Regions from separate parts of the Homo sapiens genome. Here region 2 is linked to region 1. A link is a contact called in ENCODE Hi-C or POLR2A ChIA-PET data. All regions are on one chromosome and are shown on one strand. Each heading gives the region's core, a stretch centred on a gene start or an enhancer-like site at or near the end of the contact. The rest is flanking DNA. Distances are from core to core; before and after follow the strand shown.

Region 1 (2,877 bases), core at 280-2,779:
TTAGGAGGCCGAGGTGGGCGGATCACTTGAGGTCAGGAGTTCAAGACCAGTCTGGCCAACATGGTGAAACCCTGTCTCTACTAAAAATACAAAAAATTAGCTGGGCATGGTGATGGGCACCTATAATCCCAGCTACTCGGGAGGCTGAGGCAGGAGAATCGCTTGAACCTGGGAGACGGAGGTTGCAGTGAGCCGAGATCGCGCCGTTGCACTCCAGCTTGGGCAACAAGAGCAAAACTCTGTTTCAAAAAAAAAAAAAAGGAAGTGTTGATATTCTTAATATCCACTGTATACATGATATTAAAACTCCAATAGACTCTTTCCCTCCTTCTCACTACTACACGTGACTAGTCTTAATAATAATAAAATAGAAAAAGTGAGCAAAGAACAGCAGGCAGTTCAGAAAGGAGAGACGCAAATGAACAATCAAACTAAATGCAAAACTAAATGCAAATTAAATATATGCAAAACAAAATGCAAATTAAAATGTAACAATGCAGAGTTGCTAGTAAACTTCTAGGATTGGTAGCTCTACAAGTAGAAGAGGCTAAAACAAGAGATTTAAAATCTATTCTAATAAATCCATGCAAAGTACGTAATGATTGACTGGTGAGAACCAAGATACAAGGGATGTGATAACCAACCCTTGAAAACTAGTTTGGGGCCAGGCCTGGAGGCTCACACCTGTAATCTCAGAGCTTCGGGAGGCTGAGGCAGGAGGATCACTGGAGGCCAGTGGTTTGAGACCAGCCTGGGCAACATAGTGAGACACCCTACTGTATCAAAAATGAAAGAAAGGAAAGGAGGTGAGGAGAGGGAGAGAGGGAAGAAGGGAAGGAGGAAGGAAGGAAAGGAAAACTAGCTTGTTGACATAGTTTCCCTGCATGTTGGCCAGTGTCACCTAACCTGAGATTCCTGTTGCAAAGGTCCAGGTTGCAGATGGTTGCAGAGGTATCCATTCCTTGGGACCACTGCAGGGAGGCAGAAAATGCTGAGCTGAATTTTTGGCACTCCGCCGGCAGAGCTTTCTTATGTAACAAGCACCTGAGCTGGTGAGTATGAGACCTTGCGAAATAAAAGCTAAGAGTGGCCAAAATAAATATGTGGCCAGGTTAAAGAGCCAGCTTGGCCAACGTTTCTCTAACAGTCGCAATTTGTAAACACAGAAAAGAGGAATGAAATGAAAGGCCGTGTCTGTGCTACAAATCGCGTCTGTGATTATTGTTCCCCTGTGTCTCTGTAACTTTATTTTCACAATCAAAAGCTTGACAGGACATTCCATAAAGCCCAGTCAGAGCACTTGAAATGCGAACCCAAACAAGCCGAAGTCATGGGGAGAAATGCATCCTCCGTTTTCTTGTGAACGCAGCAGCTGTTTTCTCTTTCCTGTATTTGGATCTTTCTAGCAAACACCTAGAAGTCTCAGCCTCTCCAGAAATCAGGTGTTCCCAGACCAGGTGATCTATTTGTTTAGTATCCTGTGCCCTTATTCCCAGAAGAAAGGGAATGGGACAGAACACTCTGTCAAATAAACAATTGCCCAAGGTCTTGGGCAAGGGAAATTAGGACAGGAAGCAGACAGTGGACTCTTTGCCCCAGGTAACTGGCTGATAAGGTAAACAAGCCATGTACAATGAGTTCCTGTCCTCTGCATGATAAATATTTATGTGCTGAGCCCTGTGTTTGGAAGCACTAAACCATTTCTCAGTCTGAACATTGACCTTTGGATGCAAAACGCAGGGCTAATTTCCTAGGTGATGTAATTAATTTTTGTGGCTCAAAGCTGTACTGGGAACAAGAGAAATTGTTGTTTTCATGCTTGTTTAAAAAGTGATTCAGCAGTTGTGTGCAGCTTTCAGGTAACAGTGTCAACTTGCAATCTGAAACTTTGCTTTAGTCACACCTGGAATTCAATGATTTTGGAAGATTATGGTGTGTGAGTTCATCATAAACAAACACAAATTCTTCTGATCTTAGAAGTGATGAACTCAGTTTTGGGTTTACACATGGCTTTGAATTGTTTCTGAGGATACGGAGGAAATTATTTATTTTATTTTATTTTTTGAGACAGGATCTCCTCTACCGCCCAGGCTGGAGTGAAGTGGCTGATCTTGGCTCCCTGCAACCTCCGCCTCCCGGGCTCCAGGGATCTTCCCACCTCAGCCTCCTGAGTAGCTGGGACTACAGGAGGGTACCACCACCACGCCTGGCTAATTTTTTGTATTTTTAGTAGAGATGGGGTTTCGCCATGTTGCCCAGGCTGGTCTCAAACTCCTGGGCTCCAGCAATCCACTCACCTTGGCCTCCCAAAGTGCTGGGATTACAGGTGTGAGCCACCACGCCCAGCCAAGGACTTTATTTTTAAAATTTTGGTTTAGTATGGCCCCAAATCTCTGTGACCCTAAATGCGTTTCATTTTAGTGTTAATAAAACATGCAGGAAAACTGTTCTTTTACCGTGAGCCAAATTAACCCCACCCAAAACAAAAGTAAAAGGCAAATGACAGGCTGGGCGCGGTGGCTCACGCTTGTAATCCCAGCACTTTGGGAGGCCGAGGTGGGCAGATCATGAGGTCAGGAGATGGAGACCATCCTGGCTAACATGGTGAAACCCCGTCTCTACTAAAAATACAAAAAGTTAGCCGGGTGTGGTGGCCAGCGCCTGTAGTCCCAGCTACTCGGGAGGCTGAGACAGGAGAATGGCGTGAACCTGGGAGGCGGAGCTTGCAGTGAGCCGAGATTGCGCCACCGCACTCCAGCCTGGGCGACAGAGCGAGACTCCATCTCAAGAAAAAAAAAAAGGCAAATGACAAACCAGGGAAAATACATGCCACAAAACAGCAGACCCTCTTTCTAGGTGGCACAAGCTGGAAACCTG
Region 2 (2,877 bases), core at 149-2,648, 84 kb before region 1:
GGAGAAGTGGATATTTGGATGTGGATGGATGGATGGATGGATGGATGGATGGATGGATGGATGGATATATGGAGAAGTGGATATTTAGATGGGTGGATGGGTGGATATGTGGATGGATGGATATATAGATGAGTAGATATTCAGATGGGTGGATATTTGGATGAGTGGACGGATGGTTATGTGGACGGATGAATGGGTGGGTATGTAGATGGATGGATATATAGATGAGTGGATATTTGGATGGGAGGATATTTGGATGAGTGGATGGATGGTTATGTGGATGGGTGGATATGCGGATGGGTAGATGAATGAATGGATGAGAGAATAAATGGATGAATGGACAAGTGAATGAATATGAGGCCTTCTGATCCAAAAGACCTGTATACTGTGACTCTACCCTGGGATGCAATGTACAGAATGTATGGTCCAGTTAGACCAGGCTCACTCTACCTCAGCACAATTGACAGCTGGGTCTTGCTAGCTCCTTGCTGTTGGGGCGGTCCTGTGTGCCGTGGGAGGTTTACAGCATCCCCGAGTTGTGACAACCAAAGCTATCTCCAGACTTTGCCAGATGTCTTCCTGGGGGTGGGGGTGGGGTGGCAAAATTGCCCCTGGTTGAGAACCATTGAATTACACCTTTACTTTCAAAAAAAGATTCTTACAAACCTCCCCTGCCCGAGTCCTCAGGAGGGTAACTCAATCCCATGGGGACCTCTCAGCCACCAGAGAGCAATGCCTAGAAACCATAGGCTTTGCCGCTGTCATTTATTATTTTATCACATATTTACATTCCAGTAGGCAGCCAGTCCCCCTGTCCAACAAGGCCCTTTGGTCCTCACTGGTCGGCCTGCTCCAGACCCCCAGGTGCAGGCGCGTGTCCGGAGTCGAGGCTCCGCGATGTCAGACGTTCAGCAGGAGGGGCCGGTGCTCCTCGTCTGCAGCGTCGCTGGGAGGAATTTCATAAATGACAAACAGGGAGGAGTACAGGCAGCCCAGGAAGGACACGAGGCTGGAGAAGTACATCACCCCGTTGGCACTGCCCACGGCCGAGGTCAGGGGCCCCAGGACCAGGGAGACCAGAATCTGAGCCAGGAAGTACTGGCAGCTCAGCAGAGAGATGTCCACGCCCATGCCCCGCCGGGTGCCGTCCGCACTGGACCCTGCAAACTGACCCAGAGGAAGAAACGTGTCAGCGAGACACGCCGCGGCCAGCACGGGGTGACCGAGCTCGGTGTGTCCTGCGAGCCCAGGAGGCCCGAGCGGCCCACACACAGCGGCCTCACATTTTTCAGCGCCAACATGCACAGGGAGTTCAGCCAAGAGTTTAACAATATTTGTGTTCGGAGAGATGACGACAATGAAAAGAATCCATGACTAATGGGGCAGAGGGCTGAGCTCCCACGGGCCGAGGTGGCGGGAGACACTTTCCCCGCTCAGCACTTGAGCTCTTCCCCATCCTCTCACCCAAAGAAAACCAATCTGCCCAGCCAGGCGACCGCTCCACTCCTGCCATCCCCTCCTTCACCTTCATCCAGGATGGGACCTGCCCTACACCCCCAAAGTCCTCTGCACATGACAGCCGCTGGTCCTCTGTCCGAGGCTCCAAGGTCCTCGTGGCCTCCAGCTTGGGCACGTCACTCACTCTCCCTCCCCTGCATGCCATGCTGGGGGACAGTGGCTGAGAGTGTGGTCTGTGCAGAGTGACGGTGGGGAGCGGTGGCATGGCTTTCCCTCACTGGGCTCCCCCAGCACCAGCCGGCCTGCAAGGTGCTGCGTGAGTGGGCATTGCTGTGACCTGGGAGCCTGGGCCTCCCCTGCGGCTTCCCCCCATCAGAAGGGCTGTGCTCAGGGCCAGCCCAGCTGAACTTGTCAGACTCCAAACTCCCTAAAACAAATCAGGCCCAGGCCTGGGGGAGGCAACTGAGGCATGAGATTAAAAGGGAGAGAGAGAAACTCAGTAATCCAGGTCACATTTCTTTTCTTTCTTTCTTTTCTCTTTTCTTTTTTTTTTTTTTGAGACAGGGTCTTGCTCTGTTGCCCAGGCTGGAGTGCAGTGGCACAATCTCAGCCCACTGCAGCCTCAGCCTCCTGGGCTCAAGTGATCCTCCCACCTCAGCCTCCCGAGTAGCTGGAACTACCGGTGCATGCCACCACACCTGGCTAATTTTTAATTTTATTTTTTTAGAGATGGGGTCTGACTATGTTGCCCAGACTGTCCAGGTAATATTTCAATGCAGCATTTTAAGATTTCAAAGTCACTGCAAAGGAAAATTATGGTGGGAACATTATGTGACCATAAAAGGGAAGGAGGCGCTGACCCAGGAAACAGCACAGATGGAGCTCGAAGCCCACAGCTGCACTGCAGATGCCAGACACGAGAGGCCGCAGACTGCCTGACTCCATCACAGGAGACGTCCCAAATAGGCAAGTCCATGGGGACAGGAAGAAGGTTAGCGGTCACCTAGGCCTGGGAGAGTGGGAGGGTCAGAGGGGTGATGGCTGACGGGTTTCTTCCTGGGGTGACAAAACTGTTCTGAAATTGATGGTGGTGATGGTTGTACAACTCTGCGTGTGCTGAAACCGCCGAACGGTGCACATCACACACTGTTAGATGGTGCATATTTCAATACAGCCGGTAAAAGTCTATGCTGAGCAAAATATCAACAAAAATTTAAGGCACTTTATTTATGTATGTATGTATTTATTTGAGACGGAGTCTCACTCTGTCGCCCAGGCTGGAGTGCAGTGGCACGATCTCAGCTCACTGCAAGCTCCGCCTCCCGGGTTCACGCCATTCTTCTGCCTCAGCCTCCAGAGTAGCTGGGACTACAGGCGCCCGCCACCACGCCCGGCTAATTTTTTGTATTTTTAGTAGAG

What was found. Hi-C counts contacts between places; a loop is a spot of excess contacts on that map. ChIA-PET counts read pairs that join two places held with the same protein, here RNA polymerase II (POLR2A). Pooled maps may share reads with other maps.
Region 2: a loop to region 1 is called in a pooled map, with 1.9 times the contacts of the local background. The contact joins the enhancer-like site here to the promoter of LINC03154 in region 1. A Hi-C loop is called at or near these places in 1 of 50 pooled maps. POLR2A ChIA-PET finds 5 or more read pairs at or near these places in 4 of 52 experiments (A673, GM10248, H1 and 1 more).

Annotation. Positions count from the first base shown.
Region 1 is chr1:8,258,023-8,260,899 of GRCh38, reverse strand. LINC03154 (long intergenic non-protein coding RNA 3154) reads right to left here and starts at 1,529. Exons shown (of 2, transcript XR_007065454.1): 1 at 907-1,529. RefSeq lists a silencer at 917-1,211.
Region 2 is chr1:8,342,037-8,344,913 of GRCh38, reverse strand. It overlaps SLC45A1 (solute carrier family 45 member 1), which reads right to left. Exons shown (of 9, transcript NM_001080397.3): 9 at 749-1,167. The coding sequence ends at 901. Among named protein-coding and RNA genes, the nearest start is that of SLC45A1, 25 kb to the right of the region's middle. RefSeq lists an enhancer at 1,298-2,038. Within about 2 kb of position 1,398, at least 24 of the 41 ENCODE cell types and tissues checked have a DNase peak (open chromatin) inside an H3K27ac peak, as active enhancers do.